Linked DNA regions of Homo sapiens: region 2 is linked to region 1. The links are chromatin loops, found by intact Hi-C in ENCODE. Cell type or tissue: OCI-LY7. All regions are shown on one strand.

Region 1 (5,000 bases):
TTCTTTGTTTTAAATCTCTCAGTGTAAACAGAGTAATTATATAACCCTTTCCTGCAACCCATTTATTACAGTGTTTAAAAAAATAATCTCAAAAGACGCTGTCCTAAGTCAGGTGTGCTGAGACATTTTGTTTTGAGTTTCCAGAATTACTGCAATCCTTTGTTGTTCGCCCTTGGTCCCTGCCCCATTTTGCTCTTGGGAACAGGAACCAGAGGCTGGCACTGGGCACCAGGCTCAGCTCTGCAAGAGCAAAGCCAGACCAGGACAAGAGCTGTTGATTTTTACAGCCATGTTTAACTAAAATTCCACATAGAACATTTTCTAAAAACGCAAACTTTGAACCATTTATTATGGAACATTTTTTTCTTATAATTTTTGGTAGAAATTTCTTTTCAGTAGCTTTTTAAAATTATAAAGTCAACATATAGAAAATAATAGAGGGGCAAAGAGAAGATAAAAATGAAACATAATCTCACCATCCAGAGATACCCACTTTTGACATTTTGTTGTATTTCTTCCCAGTTCTCTGTATATACACATATATGTGTAATTTTATTGTTGTTTTGGAATTCGTTGTGTATAAATTTTGTACTATAGCTTTCCACTTTGCATCATATAACTATGTTTCTGCATCATTAAATAGTCTTGAAAAACACCATCTTGAAGTTGCTACAATAGATTCCATCTTATAGCAGTGCCATAATTATTTAACTGTTCCCATATTGTGGGACAGATGCACTGTTGCCAGTTTTTTTACAACTATATATAAAGCTTCAATGAACATCTTTAAAAAGAAGTCCAAGTTTCTGACTCCTTCCTTCCCATGGTTTGCCAGAAGGGTTATTGCCAGGTGGAGGGATATAAATTCCTTTATTATAAAGGCCTGAAACCCAGATTGCCAAATTGTTTTCCAGAATAGTTCTTCCAAAGACACATGCCTGAGGCTGCCAGCAACTGCCAGCAACCTCAGCTGGGGGCTGTGGAGGTGAGAGGAGGCCATTTATTCATTGCACATTCTTTCTGTGATTTATGAGATGAAGAGAGAGGTTGAGATTTGACTTGTTGCTTACAGAGCCGTAGGCCACAACGGAGGAAGGGAATGAATGAGTGTTGAGAATGCACCTGTGTCAGATCTGATGGGAACCATAATGACCCAATGCCTATCACCCAAGCTGTGGTGAGCAGTAACATCCAGCAGGTGTGTGGACTCCTGAATTCCTGACGTTTCTTCTGACTTTTCTCTGTACCCAGTTAACAGCCAGCAGGTTCCAAGCGTGCTCAGGTCAGGCTGGACTCTCTCTCTGAAGAACATCAAAATTGTCACTTTACACGTAATTGTAAGTACACAGACTCTGGGAAGGCAGTCCTTAGGGTGTCCTGAGAGGAAGTATTGGCTTTCTGCAGTAATGTTTCTCTTTTGTTCGGGTTCAGAGGCTACTTTTCTTGCTAACTGCTGAGTTCTGAGCTCCTGGGTGAAGTAGATTCTGAGTGCCAGTGAAGCAGAACATAATGATCCTCAAATTTAGGTTTATTTCTTTAAATAACCATAAAAAAGATTTGTAGAAAGGTCTTAGCTAAAAACACGATGCCTGGAGCCAGCCATACGCTCAGCCAATGTTCGTGATGCTGAAATGAAATGAAGTGACGAATGTCACCCCAGGAGGTGTCCAAAGAGCACCCTCCAGGGGTCAAAACCTCTACCAGGCATCCATTGCCACCTCTTCCCAAGACAGCTGAGGGCCCAGGACCAGGGCAGAAGGTCAAGCATTAGACGCTCCAGGTGCCTTGTCCCCCAGGCTGGCATCTGCCCGGTGCCAGGTGCCAGTAGAAATGTGAGAAACAGTGTCCTGCTGCAGGTGTGTGACACCACAGAGCCATGGGCTGTCGTGGCTGATGTCCGTGGGGTTGAATCTGGGCTTCGGTGGCTCTGCAGACATTACTTAATCTCACTCATCATCACATCCTTCATCTATAAAATGGGCTTACAGGCTGTCCACCTTTTGAGTGGTTGGAATCACTGATGGAAAAGTTGATATTGGAAGTGTACTGAAAAACTTAGGAGGGCTGGGCACGGTGGGTCACGCCTGTCATCCCAGCACTTTATGAGGCTGAGGTGGGTGGATCACTTGAGGCCAGGAGTTCAAGACCAGCCTGGCCAACATGGTGAAACCCTGTCTCTACTAAAATACAAAAATTAGCTGTGCATGGTGGCACACGCCTGTAATCCCAGCTACTTGGGAGGCTGAGGCAGGAGAATCGCTTGAACCCAGGAGGTGGAGGTTGTAGTGAGCCGAGACTGTGCCACTGCATTCCAGCCTGGGTGACAGAGCAAGATTCGGTCTAAAAAAAAAAAGAAAAGCTTGGGAGTTGCTAAATGAATGTTACCTTCCATGTGCCTCGTCCCACAGATTGAGCAATCCAGGAGCAGAGGCAGTGACCTAGAATCACTAGGGGTGATTATCATAAGAGATTTTCAGTATGTATGGGGGCCTTTGGGGGAGATATTTTCCCTCGAACTGAGGGAGGTCTTCTTGCGTCTTCAGGTGGTGCTTGTCCCACGGGCAGGATGCACAGTGGCTCCTACACATGGGGTTTGGCAACCCTGTCCCTCCTCACCTTGGTGCCCCAGCAGTCCCTTCATATTTCTGTCCTTCGCATCTTCTCTGAATTCCTGAATTCCTAGCTGCTGCCTTGGCAGCATGGCCTGAACACTGTGCCCACTGGCGGTCGTTTAGAGGGCAGAGGTGTTCCCTGGGCTCATAGGGAGCCCAGCCGGGCACAGGGCACAGCACTTGCAGGTGGATGGAGGCTCAGGAGGCACAAGGGTATTGCGGGCAGATGAAGTGGGGCTGTCCCCTCGCCTGCCCTTGCTGAGAAGGAGACTCTGGTGGGGTCAGAGGGTCCCAGTCCCTGGCAAGGCAGCCTAGTGGGTACCATTTGGGAACAGGCAACTCATAGCCTACTGCCGCTTGTGCATGGTTCAGCCTATAGAAGGCAGCCTTGGCTTGCAGCCCAGTCCCAGTTCCTTCCAGGTGGGACCACAAGACCTGAGCTATGTGACACAGAGCATGACAACTTTCACGTGGGCCACCTCTTCTAGAATGGCTATGAGGCCTGACAGGTCCCTGCGCCCCCTTGGACAGCTAGACTTGTGACAGTAAGTGATCAAACAGGGACAGGGCCTGGTGTGTGGCCGTCCCTCTGCCCATAGGAGGTTACCAGGTCTAGGCTGAGCTGGAGCTCCATAGCACTGGTTTCTAGAATAGTGCAGATGCTGGGCCTATCCTGGAGGCTACACTTAAAATAAAAAAAGAACAAAAAAATCTTTATTAGGGTGTAACTCTTCACAGTTATTCCTAGTGCATAGGGGAGCAACTGTTCATGATGTTTTCTGGAGGCTTCTTAAAGGAAACCTCTCACCCTCTCTCGGGTGTGGCACTTGGCTGCTGGGAACAGACAGTTTATCTTGCAGAGAAAACTGTTTTGCAAGAGGTTTCCCACCATTATGGTCTGAGGGAGGGTCCCTGCCAGCTTTTCTTAGTCACTTGGGCTTAGAGGGAAGGTGGTTTTCGTTTTTTTTTCTCTGTTCTTTTTTTCTGAAGGCAAGAGCCATCTGGGGGCAGGGCACACATGGGTAATTACCCTGACTTGGAGAGACAAAAGGACTGCTGATCAGCAGTTCTCAGGGCAGCTGCAGGTGGCTGATGCTTTTGGTGGAATATCACAAAGTACCCAGGCTGGGGGTGAGTCAGAAATCCTTAGGTCACTTGTGGTTTTCTTTCATGGTTTTGCTGTGACTATTAACTTGTTTTTACTTAACAAGAAAAACAGGTGTTTGGGTGTCTGTTTGAAACAGTGCTGCCCTGCTGTTAGCAACTCACTGTAGTCACGAGGCTGCCCTGGCTTGGCGACACTGAATACCTAACTGGAATAAGGAGCAAACCCTGGAAGAAGCCGGAAGCCAGTCCCGTGAGAGGGATGGGGCATCCCTGAGCACAAATACAGAACCTGGTTGTTGTGAATTTAAATCGAACTTGGAGTCAATCAGCCAATTCATTAATTTGAATTGCTTACTTACTGCGCCAGCCCCTAGCACCCTCCTGCACAGCTTTGGAGATGAACTTCCACCTTGGAATAAGCGTGTGTGCTTGGATCTTGGCTTTGCTTTTGTATGTGTAGCCAGGTGAGCCGGCAGCTCTCACCTGAGTTGTGTTGCTTTCTGGAGGGAAATAGAGGCAGTGCCTTCGTCCACATGCTGCTGTGGGTTTTCTTTCCACCTGGCCAGGCAGCCAGATGCTGCAGCTTTTTAAGTCTCATTAACGTCAACGTGTGCACTGCCCGTTACCAGTACCAAGAGACTGACAAGAACTCCTGCCTCCCCAGCTGCAGGTGCTGAAGGCTTCCCTCAAGTCCTTAGGCCTTAAAGGATGAGTTTCAGGCTTTCTGCAAAGACTATCAGAAATGGGAATCTGGCTCAAAGCAAGTCTGTGCAATTCTGCACAGGGATCAAAGGAAATGGAGGCACCAGTTTGAGTCCTGGGCCTTGGGCCTGGACATGGCTGGGATCTGCCAGAAAAACAGACCAGGAACTCTTTTTTTTCTCTTTTTTTTGAGACAGTTTCTTGCTCTTGTCACCCAGGCTGGAGTGCAGCGGCACGAACGCAGCAACTTACCGCCGCATTGACTTCCTGGGCTCAAGCGATTCTCCCACCTCAGCCTCCCAAGTAGCTGAAACGACAGGCATGTGCCGGCTAATTTTTCAGTTTTTTGTAGAGATGGGGTCACACTATGTTGCCCAGGCTGATCTCTGACTCCTTGGCTCAAGTGATCCTCCTGCCTTGGCCTCCCAAAGTGCTGGGATTACAGACATGAGCCACCACGCCCAGCCTGCTCTTTTTTTTTTTTTTTTTTAATTTCTTTAAAAAAATTTTTAAAAAGAAAATTGGGTGGAGAAAAACAAAGTGTTTTTTAAAAGAAAAAACAAAAACAGGAGTGGGGCT
Region 2 (5,000 bases), 650 kb after region 1:
CTACCGATGGCTTTTTTCATTCAGTTTGATATTTTCTGGTTCTTGGTATTGTGAGTGATTTTTTGATTGAAAACTATGCATTTTGGTATTCTATGATGAAATTCTGGATCTTATTTAAACCTTGTCTTAGGTAACATCCTGTGATGCTGCACCATCAGGGGAGGGTGATACACTGCAACCTCTGTGACCACCAAGGTTGGGAGATGCTCCTCGTTGCTGCTGGGGTGGGGTGCTGGCTCCCACTAGGCCCCTGCTGATCCCACTCTGGTTGGGAAGGGTAGAGGTCCCTAATTTCTGCTCCCCAGATGGTCTCCACTGACGCTACCAGGGGGTGGCCTCATTACTATTGGAGCCAGTGGTTAAAGTCTTGACTCTCCCCATTTGGCCTTCTCTGACACCACCGCAGTGGGGAGGGGGCAGACTGACCTATTATTGCTGGGTAGAGGAAGAAGTCCAGGCTCCCCAGATGGTCTCCAGTGTCACTGTAGTGAGGCAGGAGGGGAAGGGAGGCCTCATTACTGCCAAGTGGAGATGAAAACCCCAGCTCCCTACTAGGCCTCCTCTGACAACCATAGTGGTGAGGTTGCATTGCCTCATTGTAGTCTCGTGAGTGTGGAGTCTGCACTCCCCACTGGGCCTTTCCTGGCATGGGTGAAGGTGGGACCACATATTTTTCTGTGCTGCCTGGCAGGAGGAGTCTTCTGTTTCCCCTACCCCTTCCCCTCTTCCTCCTCCTTCTTCTCTTTCTCCTACTCTTTCTTCTCCTCATTTTTTTCTCCTCCTCTCCTCCTTATCCTCCTCCTCATTTACCTCCTCTTCTTCTCCTCTTCTTCCTTTCTCTCTTCCTCTTCCTTCTCCTCCTCCTCCTTCTTCTACCCCTTCTTCTCTCTTTTTTTTTTTTCCTTTGTGTGCGTTAGCTTTTTCCAGGTTGCCAGCTTCTTCAGCTCTAACTCTGGAATGTATGAGGCACAAACAAAATTCAGGGAGTTCCTGCTGTGTCATTCTTTGGGTCTTGAGGTTCCTAGCTTGGTCTACTTTCTAGTTCTTACCTTTCAGAATCTTTTATGTTTGTTTTAAACGTAATGTCCAGTGTTTTTAGTTGGACTTAGCAGAAGGAATAGGGATGAGTATGTCTCCAGCATCTTCCTGGGAAAAATGTGCATTTTTGAAATATATATTGTATGGTTGGGTGTTATTTTTCATCCAATCTGAGAGCCTTCCACTTTTAATAGAAGGTTTGTCTCACTTATGTAATAAATCTTAATCCTGATATTGAATGTTATGTTTTGTGTACTTTCAAAATGTAACACATTAATCAATTATCAATAGGCTGTTATTAGCTGCCCTTTCCATCAGGCAAGGTTTTCAGGAACACACCAAGTTGCCTTGTTCCCATCCCAATTCCAGTTTTTTACTATTATTATTATTTTATAGAGACAGAGTCTTGCTGTATTGCCCAGGCTAGAGTACAGTGGTTCAATCATACCTTAATGTAACCTCAAATTTCTAGGTTCAGGTGATTCCCCAGCCTCAACCTCCTGAATAACTGGAACTACAGGCATGTACCACCTTGCCTGGCTAATTTACTTTTTAGAATTTTTTGTAGAGATCTATGTTGCCCAGGCTGGTCTTGAACTCCTGGCCTCAAGTGATCCTTCTTCCTCAGCCTCCCAAAGTGCTGGGATTATAGGCATGAGACACTGCCCTGGCTCATCCTGTCATTTTTACAGTTCTAGAAGAGATAAAGGTGGAAAGATTTTCCCAAAGATGAAAACATTCCATCAGGAGACCCAAGAAGAGGAAGTGATTGGTTGACTGGGGCCTTCATGGTGGCCATTTTTCTGACATTTCATCCAGAACTAATTCCCTCCCTCCTTTTTTTATCCTTCCCTTCCTTGCTTCTTGTGTACTGGGCATTTTCCTGGGTTCTGGGAGAGGAAGGGAGCAGATCAAACCAGTATTTTTCTTTTTCCCCATCTCAAAGTTTTTATCTATGGTGCTTTGTGGGTTTCTTTTTTTCCAATAGACTTTTGAACATTGTGAAATTAGCCAAAAAGAAAGCAGCTAAAATTTAGTAAGGGCAAGAGGAAGAGTTAAGCAGGTGCAGAGAGCAGAAATCTTCAAGTCTCTTAACGTTTCCAGTTTTTAATCAGGGTGCAAATGTGGTTGGTTGACGGCAGGGAGCTGCTTCAGTGTGACTGCTAGGCTTTGCTGCCTTCGTCAATCCATCCAGCGTGACTTCCCATATAACTTTAGTGTTTACATCCCCCTCACTGTGTGCTGAAAAGTCTGGGATCCCCCTAGACACCTGGTAATTCTGTTAATGTCTGCTAGTCTGGATCCATATCTCAGAAGCTCCCTGATGGAATTTCTCCGTGCTCTTGGCAAGTCACAAAAGAGATGTCTCCTGGGAACTTTAGCATCTTGATCTCTATTTAAATGGTGAAATGATAAGTCTTGGCCAGGCCCTGTTCTCTCCTCCCACTAACTTTAGTCTCCGAGAGCCAAATTTTGCTCTCAGTTTCCTATATATGACTTCTACCAAATCCTTCTAATTTTCTTTTGTCTCTAGTGATTTCCTCTCCTGCTGTCCTGTCTTCTAAAGCAGTCTGAAATGAAATCTGCCCCCAGAGCTGTGCACAGAGGAAATGGAGAACAGATCATTCAAGAAGGAACACCCCACCCGCAAGCCGTGCTAGACTCGCATGGGTAGGCATCCCCAAAGCGTTGCACCCTCCACGCCTGGGCGGCTCGCTGCTTTTCTGAACACCAGGATTTGTACTTCCTAGCTGGTTCTCCATTTAGATACTTATTTAGATGCTTGACAATGAAGTATCAAGGAGCAGAGCAGGTGTAATGTCCTCATATACTGCTGCCATCTGTGCGCTCATATGCTCCTCTTAGGCAGTCGGGCACATGTAGAGCTTGCTTCTGATGGCATTTGGATTGGAAAGACATTGGCCCATTTCTCCTTATAGCAGAACTTTGTGGAGGAGCTAGGCGAAGTGTAAATGCACAGACAGCAGAGCAGATCTGTTTGTGGCAAGAGAGGGAACCCCTCTGCCTTCCCCCTCCTAATCCCCTACCACCCCTCTCCCTCTCTACTCCTGGCCCCTGGCCTGGACACCATGCTTTCAGAATAATTCTAGAGCAACTATTAGCTGTTGATGGCTTCTGCTGCATTCCCTCCCAGAGACACCTAACTTTGACATTAACTACTGGAAGGCCCGTAAAGTCTTCCGAGCCAAGGAAGGAATATTGAATGCTATAATTTCAAGACAGCTATAGGTCAGCTGGGGAAATGTGCACAGCAAGAATGGAAGTTTCTGGATACCCCTCCCCTGGGAAGGCAGCTGTCTGGGGCCCCTATTTTGGCAGTCAGCTCTCAAGGCATGCATCAGTGCACCTGAAACACTCTATAAATGGAAAAGTCAGAACACAACGTGTCACATCGACACCACCAGCATGCACAGTGGAACCCACACAGTTGGTTAAATTTAAATTCCTGCAGAGACATGGGGACTTAGCTCAAATATCACCTCCTCAGGGGAGTCTTCCCTAAACCCAGGTTGAGTTGAGTGCCCAACTGAGTGCTCCACTAGCTTCCCAAATTCCTTTGCTCTCGGCACTTAGCCCACTCCAAGGTGCTGAAGTGTCTGTCTCACCTATTTGTCAAGGAGCTACCTGAGGGTGAGGGCCACATTTTATGGATATTTGTGCCCTCAGTGCCTAGCACAGTGCTGGACACATAGTAGGCACTCAAAAATGTTTCCGAAGAGGGACCATGCCAGCTGCGTCCAGAAAGCCACCAAAATGACCCTTTTGCTGACTTACTATGGAGCCTGGCATACTACCATGAAATTTTTTTTTTTTTTTTTTTTGGAGACAGAGTCTTGCTCTGTCACCCAGGCTGAAGTGCAGTGGTGCGATCTCGGCTCACTGCAACCTCCGCCTCCTGGGTTAAAGCGATTCTCCTGCCTCAGCCTCCTGAGTAGCTGGGACTACAGGCATGTGCCACCACACCCGGCTAATTTTTTGTATTTTTAGTAGAGATGGGGTTTCACCGTGTTAGCCAGGATGGTCTCTATCTCCTGACCTCATGATCCACCCACCTCAGCCTCCCAAAGTGCTGGGATTACAGGCGTGAGCCACCATGCCTGGCCTAAATATATATATATTTTTTTGAGTTAAAAAGTTAGCCCTATGCCTCAAAGATCCCTTTCCAAAACTGAAGCTCATTAGGAGGGATAATTGTTACCAATAATTTGGGGGGTTGGTTTGAGCTGAGCTTTGCAGAATACTTGACATAGGCTTGGCACTTGCAGGGGACCTCTAGGAGTGAAGAGAGTGAAGTATCCCGGGCTTCAATGGCATAGGAATGAGAGAAAACCATTTGTTGCTAGAAGTGTAGGTCTGAAACCTGATTTCTATGTCACCAGTAGTTCTTCTCCCAACTTTTTTTTTTTTTTAAAGTTGGGGTCTTGCTGTGTCACACAGGCTGGAGGGCAGTGGCATAAACATAGCTCACTGCCACCTCGAACTCCTGAGCTCAAACAATGCTCCTGCCTTAGCCTCCAAATCTTTTCCCTTATTAAATATAAAAACATTAGAATATACTCTTCAAGTGAGCCAGGTACTAGAAAAACACTACCTGACACACAATAGGGACTCAGTAAACATTTGTTGAACAACTTATTTTAGGAACACTGCCAGCCACACTCTTACTTCTTTCTGTGTGGCTCTAGCTTACGAGGATAAGAGAAGGTGGAGGGAAAGCTAGAAGGGGCCAGGGCTGGATTCCAAACCACAGCCCACCCACAACTCTTTATCTGCCACTCTTTATTACCTGTGTTATGGGAACTCTGCCACTCTTTATCAGCTGTGTTATGGGAATTCAGAACAAGGACTGACACTACTGATCCTGGACTGGGTTTGGAAATGCAGTCATACCCCAGAAAAGAATCCCCTTTTTTCCATGTGGAGGCCCAATCCCATTCCCA

What was found. A loop is a pair of places that touch in the nucleus more often than their neighbours do. Peaks named below come from ENCODE experiments on the same cell type or tissue, not always from the same donor. Only the 100,000 strongest peaks of a DNase experiment are listed, where the experiment ranks them.
Region 2: it touches region 1 in a loop (5-fold over the local background); 1 of 110 quality-filtered maps calls a loop at or near these places.

Annotation. Positions count from the first base shown.
Region 1 is chr2:111,704,718-111,709,717 of GRCh38, reverse strand. No RefSeq gene overlaps it. Among named protein-coding and RNA genes, the nearest start is that of MIR4771-2, 64 kb to the left of the region's middle. RefSeq lists enhancers at 2,899-3,682, 3,683-4,468 and a silencer at 3,552-3,846. In OCI-LY7, a CTCF peak has its summit at 2,954; DNase peaks (open chromatin) are centred at 3,067, 3,727 and 4,317; H3K4me3 peaks cover 2,413 bases; H3K27ac peaks cover 3,898 bases.
Region 2 is chr2:111,055,670-111,060,669 of GRCh38, reverse strand. All of the region lies in intron 16 of ACOXL (acyl-CoA oxidase like), which reads right to left. Among named protein-coding and RNA genes, the nearest start is that of ACOXL-AS1, 57 kb to the left of the region's middle. RefSeq lists an enhancer at 3,176-3,375. In OCI-LY7, no CTCF peak of the experiment used is centred here; DNase peaks (open chromatin) are centred at 2,159, 2,699 and 3,429; H3K4me3 peaks cover 2,028 bases; H3K27ac peaks cover 3,524 bases.